Linked DNA regions of Homo sapiens: region 1 is linked to region 2. The links are chromatin loops, found by intact Hi-C in ENCODE. Cell type or tissue: B cell. All regions are shown on one strand.

Region 1 (5,000 bases), 150 kb after region 2:
ATGGAACAGATCTTGTGGAATCTAAAAAAGTTGAACTCATAGAAAAAGAGGAAAATGATGGTTACCAGTTAGAAAAAAGGAATAAGTTCAAGAGATCTATTGTACACCATGGTCAATATAGTTAACAATATATTTTATACTTTAAAATTGCTAAGGTAGTAGATTTTAAGTGTTCTCACCACACAAAAAAATAAGTATGTGAAAAGCATATGGTAATTAGCTTGATTTAACCACGCCACAGTGCATACATATGTCAAAACATCATGTTGTATACTATAAATATATACACTTTTTGTCAATTTTAAACAGGTTATAAAAAAACATGTTATTGTTGATAATTATGAAAAATTTTAATGATGTGGAAATGTGTACAGTATAATGATAAATGAAAGAGTAGTAAAAATCCTTATAAAATATAATTACAAATGTGTTGGGTGGATAATATAAAAATCTTAACAGCTATTTCTGAGCTAAGTGGTGGAGCATGGGTAATTTTTAGTGCCTTCTGTGTCAGGCTGTTCTTGCATTGCTATGAAGAAATACCTGGCCAGGCGCGGTGGCTCACGCCTATAATCCCGGCACTTTGGGAGGCCAAGGCGGGTGGATCACCTGAGGTCAGGAGTTCGAGACCAGCCTGGCCAACATGGTGAAACCCCGTCTCTACTAAAAATACAAAAATTAGCCAGGTAAGGTGGTGCGTGCCTGTAGTTCCAGCTGCTGGGGAGGCTGAGGCAGGAGAATCGTTTGAACCCAGGAGGCGGAGGTTGCAGTGAGCTGAGATAGCCTGGGTAACAGACCAAGACTCTGTCTCAAAAAAAATAAAAATAAAAATAAAAAAGAAATACCTGAGAAAAGGTAATTTATAAAGGAAAGAGGTTTAATTGGCTTGCGATTCTTCAAGTTTTACATGAAGCATGGCAGCATCTGATTTTAGGGAGGCCTCAGGAAGCTTCCAATCCTGGCATAAAGCAACGAGGAGCAGGTACGTCACATGGCGAAAGCAGTAACAAGAGAGAGAGTAACGGGGGAGGTGCCACACCCTTTTAAACAATCACATCTCATGAGAACTCACTATCCTGAAGACAGCACCAAGGGGATAGTGCTAAACCATGCATGAAAAATCCGCCCCCATGATCCAATCGCCTCCCACCAGGCCCCACCTCCCACATTGGGGATTACAATTCAACAAGAGATTGGGGCGGGGACAGACGGCCAAACTATGTCACCTTCATTTTACTTTTCTTTTTCCTACAGCAAAAATAACCATGTGATATTTGTGTAATTGTAATAAAGAACTACAAAATCACTTTTATCTTTTTAAATACAAAATTCAAACTAAAATCATTATTGTTAGTTGGAGAGATGGTGGAGGAAGGAAAACAGAAGCTGAGGATGACACTACTAATAAGTAACAATAATGACAATGACTCCTGTTACTTAACGGCTTGCTTAGGTTCACAGTCTTTTTTATTTGCTAGACGCTTTAACGGCTTCTTCCAAGCAAACAAAAGTCTTGGAATCCAAACAGTCCCTTTACTCCTCACCCCTCATACCTCATGGAGGGAAATTCTTGGTTATGTGCAGACACATATGTGGACTAAGTTAGCATGGCTGTGGCACCCCTTACCTGACACGGATTTAGACTTTAGCTTTTCAAACGTTTTGGTCTGTATTTATTTATTTATTGAGACGGAGGCTCACACTGTCACCCAGGCTGGAGTGCAGTGGCGCCATCTCCGCTCACTGCAACCTCCGCCTTCCCAGGTTCAAGCGATTGTCCTGCCTCAACCTCCCGAGTGGCTGGAATTACAGGCGCCCACCCACCACACCCAGCTAATTTTTCTATTTTTAGTAGAGACGGGGTTTCACCATGTGGTCTCGAACTCTTGACCTCAGCTGATCTGCCCGCCTCGGCCTCCCAAAGTGCTGGGATTACAGGCGTGAGCCACAGCGCCCGGCAAACCTTGGTCTTTAAATCACGTTGGCAAGACTGAACTCAAACGTAAGCTCTCTGTTTTGGTTTTGAGAGTTGTGCCTTCTTATCTAAAACAGTAACAATTTAAATATTTTTGTTATTTAAACAAACCAATAAGATCTGAGGAATGAGCAACCGTCACAGTTGTCTGAATAACACATTGCACGGTAGTGGTGGCTGTTTCATAACGGACTTGGCACAGCAGTGCCCTCTTAGAGACAAAGGTGGACCATTGCGCCGCCGTGTGGTATTGAGGGGTATGGCGCCTTCTTCCTTTTATAATTACGCTTTTTCTAGTTAAGAACTAGAATAACCTTCGCGGTCGCTGGGTGGAGCCCTTTCAATTTGTTGTGTGGGCTAACTAAGTGTGGAAACTAAGACTCAGGCAAGTGATGTTACTGGGGCTTGAACCCAAATCTTCACCCTTTGTGCTCCCAGCTTTTCAAGTTAACTCAGGGATGTCTGCACATAGCTGGAGGGAAACGGAGCTGTCTTATGCAAAACTCAATTTCACATTCAAAGAAACTGAAGTGTAGAGAGGATAAGTGACTTGCTAAAAGGTCTGCGCTAATTTGGGGTCCTTCGTTTTTTATTCTACTCATTCGTTTATTCACCAAATATTTATACACGTGTCTACTACATGTCAGGCACCATTCAAGGCACTAGAGATAAAATAGTGAACACAGCAAACAAAAATCCCTTCCTGCAAAAATCCCTTCATCTCTTCCCTTCATAAAGCTCATGTTCTAATGGGGGAAACAAAGTAAGCAACTAAAATATATAATACCAGATTAGAGAGGGGTAAATGCAAAGAAGAAATAAAAGGGAAGGGGGATACGAAATGTTAGGAGGGGCTACTTTTCTGAGTGGCCAGAGAAAACCTCCTTGATAAGGTGACTGGTGACTTTTTTTTTTTTTTTTTTGAGATAGAGTCTCACTCTGTGGCCCAGGCTGCAGTGCAATGTCATGATCTCAGCTCACTGCAACCTCTGCCTGCCAGTTCAAGTGATTTTCCTTCCTCAGCCACCACGTAGCTGAGACTACAGGCACATGCCACCATGCCCAGCTAATTTTTGTATTTTTAGTAGAGACAGGGTTTCACCTTGTTGGCCAGGCTGGTCCTGAACTCCTGACCTCAGGTGATCCACCTGCCTTGGTCTCCCAAAGTGCTGGGATTACAGGTGTGAGCCATGGCACCCGGCCAACAAGGTGACTTTTGAGTAAAAACACCTGAAAGAATTTAGGAAACCAGTCATACAGATACAGGGGAAGAGCATTCAGGCAAACTGCATGGTAGTGCAAAGGCCCTAAGACAGGAAAATGCCTGTGTATTCATGAAAAGATAGCAAACTCAAGGGTAGTAAGAGCTATAAGAGGTAGGGTGGCCTGTTCACATGGGGTCCTTCAGGTCAAAGGAGGACTTTGGTTTTACTTTAAATGAGACAGGCTATTGAAGAGGTTTGTTTTTGTTTTTGTTTTTGTTTTTTTCTGAGACAAGGTCTCACTCTGTTGCCCAGGCTGGAGTGCAATGGCGTGATCTCAGCCCATTACAGCCTCAACCTGCCGGGCTCAAGCGGTTCTCCCACCTTAGCCTCCTGAGTAGCTGGGACTACAGGCATGCGCCATCACACCCAGCTAATTTTTGTTGTTGTCGTTGTTTTGCTTTGTTTTGTTTTTTGTAGAGACAAGGTCCCACTATGTTGCCCAGACTGTCTCGAACCCCTGGGCTCAAGCAATTCTCCTGCTGTGGCCTCCCAAAGTACTGGGATTACAGACGTGAGCTACCATGCCCTGCCACACCGATGATTTCAATGAGCAGAGGAGTGGTGTGGTCTGCCTTTTCAACAAGATCACTCTGGCTACTGGGTTTGCAACAGGCTTCAGAAAGCAAGTGCGGGGACTGTGAGAGGAAGGGACTATTCAGTAAGCCTGTCAAGGGATAACAGCAAATTAGAAAAGGGAGGTGACAATGGGTATGGTCAAAAGTGGCCAGAATTTAGAAATACATTTTGAGGGTAGACCAACCAGGTTTGCTGATGAATCAGAAAGGGAATAAAAGAAAGAGAGGAGTCAAGGATGACATCAAGGTTTTTGGTTTGAGCAACTGGAAGGCTGGCGTTGCCATTAACGGAGAATGTGGGAAAAGCTGGTTTGGGGGCAAATCTCACCAGTTTAATGTTAGACATGATAAGTTTGAGATCACTGTTCTATACCCAAGTGGAGATGTCAAGTGGGCAGTTGATTACATCATCTGGAGTTCATTCAAGAACTGTTAAATGACAACAGTCTAGTCCCTGAGAACCTTAACTCTATAAAATGACTAAGGGCGCAATAATGATTAGAAAACATTCAGACTCAAATAATAAAATACTTTCTCCTTTAACGTGGTTTTCCAGATTTCTACTCAAGGAGACCTTTTAAGTGGCTATTCCTTTCCTAGTTGAAGGCTGTGAATCTTTTGCTCACAGACATGAGACATGAGTCTCCTGACACTGATGAGACCTTTAAGACAGTTGCCTGTTCTCTGGGTTACTGGATGGAGCCCTTTGTGAAGTCAGTGGGAGCCCCAGAGAGAAGCCTGCTTGGCCGGTGGAACATCAGGGAAACTCTCTTGTGCTTTGTGTTTTATGAAAAGTAGGGGAGATTCCAACCTGAAGCCTTCCCATCTTTGCTTCCTGGGGTTTTGTTGATACCCAGGTCAGGTGCAATTGCTTGCAGCTTCATGATGTCTCTTCGTTATCTTATAGTCTGCCCTCTTCCCCAGCTCTGTACATGATGGAATTGCCATTCTTTTGCATGGGTACACTCCTTCCTGGGATGTGGGCAAGGGATGGCAGAGTGACTGACAGCTTATTGAGTACTAGGCAGTAGGTTGGGCACTGATAGACATACCCTCCATTAGTATACGAAGACGAAGCCACCGACCTACCAACTGTACCACTCACTGTAATCACAGCCAACATTTATATACTATTTTAGAGTTCAGAAAACACTTTTACAGACAGGTGCCAGTATACTGACTAAG
Region 2 (5,000 bases):
CCATAGCTTCCTCTTGCCTGGGACACCTAGGTCTCTCATGTCCAGACATGTGGCTTGTATGAGCTGGTCACTAGCCTACCAGAAAGCCCCCTCTCTCAGGAACTGCAGAGACAAATATACATGAAAGGGAACTTGAGGGAAGTCAGAGGCAGATGTTACTGGTACAAGACTAAAAAGAATTCTAAGAATGTTAACTAACATTTTTTTCATGCTTGCTATGTGCCAAGCCCACATTAAGTACTTTATGGCCATTATTTTATATAATCCCTCCAACAACTAGATTAGGAAGGACTTGGATTCTGGAGCCAGACAGCTTCAGCTTAAATCCCATCTTTGTCTCTTTCACGTTGTGTGGACTTGGGAAATTTCTTCAGCTCTCTGGGCCTCAGCTTCCTCACCTATAAAATTGAAACAGTAATAGTACCCACATTGGAGTATTCTGAGGATTATATCAGTAATACATGTAAAACAATGAGACCAGCATCTGTACAAGGTAAGCACTCAACAAATATTGGCCATGATGGTGATGATGATGATGAAGATGATGATGAAGAGATGATGATTGCCTCTGGTAGCTTATTCCTAAGGCTGCCTACAACAAAGTCCCACAAACTGGGTGACTTGAGATAATAGAAATGTATGATCTCACAGTTCCAGGGGCTAGGAGTCCAAGATCCAGGTGCTGGTGGGTTGTTATTCTGAAAGATGTGAGGAAGAATCTGTTCCATGCCTCTCTGTGAGGTTCTGGTAGCCTCAGGCATTCCTTGGCTTATGGATGGCTCTCTTCTCCCCATGTTTTATCATGTCGTCTTTCCTCTGTGTGTGTCTGTCTTTGTGTACATATTTCCCCTTTTTATAAGGATACCAGTCACACTGGATTAGGCCCTACTGTAATGACCTCAACTTGATCACCTCTGTAAAGATCCTGTCTCCAAATAAGGTCACATTCTTGTGTACTGCAGGTTAGGACTTCAACATATCTTTTGGTGGTGGAAGGGTGGGCATAATTCAACCCATAATACAAGGTTAAGTGACTTGCTCAAGCCTTGTTAACATGGCTTTTTAGTGATGAAACTGGTCAGGGAGGCTAGGATTATTGGAAGACAAATCCCAAGATGTAAACCCCAGTGGAAAACCCCAACCCTGCTAAACCTCTGGAGAGAAGCAACTCAAGGGAAACATGCAGAGCTGGCCACTGTTGTGCTGATGGCATTTTCCCTCCCTTCCTCCATAGCCTGCCTGCTCCAGGCTGAGCTGGTAAACTATGAACGAGTCAAGGAATATTGCCTCAAAGTCTTGAAGAAGGAAGGGGAGAACTTCAAGGCCCTTTACCGGTCTGGTGTGGCCTTCTACCACCTTGGGGACTATGACAAAGCACTCTACTACCTGAAAGAAGCAAGGACCCAACAACCAACAGGTAAGGCGGAAATAGCTGTTTTCTTACTTCCTCCCTGCTCTGGTGGCTCCTGGGACCTTCTCATTTCAGCAGTTTTCTTGGCTAGGAGGGCCAGGCAGGGACAGAGATGGCAAAATTAGGGATCAGATATATATGATAAGACCTAAGAGGAGCACACAGCCCATGCATTTGCCTAGGGTTTGAGTTCCAGGGAGCACAGGCCCCTCTTCTCTTCAAATAGAGTATAGAATTCCTCATCTTTTTCAACTCAGAATCCAGCTCTCTTCACTTATTCAACAAATATATATATATTGAATTCATACTATGTGCCAAGATTTGTGCTAAGCACCAAGGGAATCAATGAAAAGACACTGCCGCTACCCATGAGGCGCTCACATCTGGTTGATGACACAGAATACAAACAGGCAAATTTGATGCTAAGCCCAGCACCTTTCAGGAAGCATGCTCTGACTTCTCCAGTCAGATGCTATTCCTTAGGACATGTGTTATCTATAGCATTCACTTAGATCATATCCACCAGTCATTCATTCATTCATTCCACAGATATTTATTGAGGGGGTACAATATTGCTAGGTATATAGTAGTGAACAAAAGAAAGTTGTTGCCTTCAAAGAGCTTATATTATAATGGCTCACTGTCTATTGTAAGTGGGAAAAAAAAGTGTGGAGAGGGGACAGAACCCAGGGAGGGGCTCTCTACCAAGGGATGGCTAGAAGTCAACCAGTAAACAAGCAAACAAATAGTAAACAAATGAAATACTTAGTAGTAATAAACGCTGTGAAGAAAATAAAGCAGAATAAAGAGATCAAGAGTAAATGGGGGCGCTGGGCGTGGTGGCTCATGCCTGTAATTCCAGCACTTTGGGAACCCAAGGCAGGTGGATCGCTTGAGCTCAGAAGTTCAAGACCAGTCTGAGCAACATGGTGAAACCCCATCTCTACTAAAAATACAAAAATTAGCTGGGTGTGGTGGTGGACACCTGTAATCCCAACTACTTGGGAGGCTGAGGCAGAAGGATCACCTGAACCTGGAAGGCGGAGGCTACAGTGAGCCAAGATGGCACCACTGCACTCCAGCCTGAGCGACAGAACAAGACCTTGTCTAAAAAAAAAAAAAAAAAAGGAGTAAGGCTGGGCGCGGTGGCTCATGCCTGTAATCCCAGCACTTTGGGAGGCCGAGGTGGGTGGATCAGGAGGTCAAGAGATCAAGACCATCCTGGCTAACATGGTGAAACCCCGTCTCTACTAAAAATACAAAAAATTATCTGGGCATGGTGGCACGCACTTGTAGTCCCAGCTACTCAGGAGGCTGAGGCAGAAGAATCACTTGAACCCAGGAGGCGGAGGTTGCAGTGAGCCAAGATTGCGCCACTGCACTCCAGCCTGGGTGACAGAGCGAGACTGTCTCAAAAAAAATAAAAAAGAGTAAAGAGGGGGGAGCTATTTTAGACCAAGTGATCAGAAAGAGCCTCTCTGAGGAAGTAACATTTAAACAACTTTGACTTGATGTTGCTATTTTTGTTGTTTATATGGTTAATAATTTTTCTTTTTTCAGACAGAGTCTCGCTCTGTCGCCCAGGCTGGAGTGCAGTGGTGTGATCTCAGCTCACTACGACTTCCGCCTCTTGGGCTCAAATGATCCTCCCACCTCAGCGTCCCCAGTAGCTTGGACTACAGGCATGCACTACCATGCCTGGCTAATGTTTTTTATTTTTTGTATAGATGAAGTCTTGCTATGTTGCCAGGGCTGGTCTTGAACTCCTGGGCTCAAGCAATCCTTCTGCCTCGGCCTCCTAAAGTGCTGGGATTACAGGCATGAGCCACCACACCCAGCCTTTTTTTTTTTTTTTTAAACTCAATCTTCCTTTCAAAAGTCTTTAAAAAACTTTAGAATCAAGTCACAAATGTCCAAATGTATACTTTTTTTATCTTTTTAAAGAACACCTTGTTGTTGATTTATTTTCCGTACATAAATCGTGTTCCACCAACTGTAAGCAGCTTGAAGACTAACCATTGGACTCATTCAATAGAATTTTCTGGAGCACTGCTATCTGCCAGCACGGTTCTGGAGGATACGCCTGGCATTTTTTAGCATGATATAGTATTCATTTCTACTTCCAGAAGTAACTATTCCAGGCAGCCCTGTCACTCTTATGTTATGGTGTGTGTGGAACTTAGCAGTTGTTCCCTGCCATGCCATCCTCACTAATAACAGGAACTGGGAAGAAATGCCCCAGTTTTGGTGAGGTGGTCATCTGACCCTGCTTATAACGACAAAAATAAGACAATAAAGCAAAGTCATTTTAAACTCTTCAAGCTTAAAAAAATTACATTAGACTAATATTTGTTGATCATTGTTTTAAGCACTTTTAGACTTACCTATTTTGGGCTTCAGAGCAATTTCATGAGGCAGGTATTACAGTCCTCAGGAGAGACAGGCTTTGCAGCCAGACACACCATTTACTATGTGTCTCCTTGGCATCTGACTCAATCTCGCTAGGTCCCTATTCCATTTTGTCACAGTGAGGAGAAGGATACATACCTTGCGGGATTGTATTGAGGATTAAATGAGATCATGAAGGTTAGAAACCTGGCACAAGGTTGGCATTCAAAAATGGAGCTTGTTGGCTGGGCGCGGTGGCTCACTCACGCCTCTGATCCCAGCACTTTGGGAGGCCAAGGTGGGCAGATCACCTAAAGTCAGGAGTTTGAAACGAGCCTGGCCAATATGATGAAACCCCGTCTCTACTAAAAATACAAGAATTAGCTGGGCGCAGTGGGATGTGTCTGTAATCCCAGCTACTGAGGCAGGAGAATTGCTTGAACTTGAGAGGTGGAGTTTGCAGCAAACCAAGATTGCACCACTACACTCCAGCCTGGGCGAACAGGACAAGGCTCCATCTCAAAAAACAAACAAACAAAAAAAAATAGAGGTTGTTTCTTGCAGATGGTACAGGAGGCTCAGAGAAGTTGGCAACTTGCCTGATGTTAAACTCCAACTGGGGTCTCACTAAACTAACTGCGCCGGCTGGGAAACCACTGGGATACGCTGCTGCATAGAAAGAGGGAGAGAAATTCTCTCTCCTCTCCCACCCATTCTCTCTCACATCCCCTGGGTCATGCCAACCTGTCCACATTTGCTAAGGGGAGACAGTGAAGGAGAGGGTCGACATCTAGTTGCCCTCTCAGCCACCATGGATAGGCAGAAGGGACCTTGGTTGAGTGAGCCTGGCCTGTTGGATGTCTGCAGACACAGCCTTTGCTAATTCCTTGTAAATGTGATAGTTGCCCTCACCTGGTGTTCCCTAAGGTTTATTTCTCTCCTCACAGACACCAACGTGATTCGGTATATCCAGCTGACGGAGATGAAACTCAGCCGATGCTCCCAGAGAGAAAAAGAAGCCATGTAACCAGGAAGCAGCTCCAGAGCTGCGCCCACGCCTGACCGGGGACTTCCAGGCATCCCCTGGCAGAGAGCCCCGTCCTGGATTCTGTCCCTTTCTCCCCACTTCTTCTGGCTCCTCATTTTTCCTCCTGTTGCACCCCAGCTCTTTGTCTCCTCCCAGTACGAAAAGGAGAGATGC

The links. A loop is a pair of places that touch in the nucleus more often than their neighbours do. Peaks named below come from ENCODE experiments on the same cell type or tissue, not always from the same donor. Only the 100,000 strongest peaks of a DNase experiment are listed, where the experiment ranks them.
Region 1: it touches region 2 in a loop (10-fold over the local background); 7 of 110 quality-filtered maps call a loop at or near these places.

The regions. Positions count from the first base shown.
Region 1 is chr14:70,815,630-70,820,629 of GRCh38, forward strand. MAP3K9-DT (MAP3K9 divergent transcript) reads left to right here. Exons shown (of 2, transcript NR_184164.1): 2 at 1-419. Among named protein-coding and RNA genes, the nearest start is that of MAP3K9, 8.6 kb to the left of the region's middle. RefSeq lists an enhancer at 2,103-2,397. In B cell, CTCF peaks have their summits at 2,225 and 2,430; a DNase peak (open chromatin) is centred at 2,232; H3K4me3 peaks cover 384 bases; H3K27me3 peaks cover 572 bases.
Region 2 is chr14:70,666,330-70,671,329 of GRCh38, forward strand. TTC9 (tetratricopeptide repeat domain 9) reads left to right here. Exons shown (of 3, transcript NM_015351.2): 2 at 1,235-1,417; 3 at 4,747-5,000. The coding sequence ends at 4,826. Among named protein-coding and RNA genes, the nearest start is that of TTC9, 27 kb to the left of the region's middle. RefSeq lists enhancers at 54-554, 555-1,055. In B cell, no CTCF peak of the experiment used is centred here; a DNase peak (open chromatin) is centred at 2,992; H3K4me3 peaks cover 1,347 bases; H3K27ac peaks cover 5,000 bases.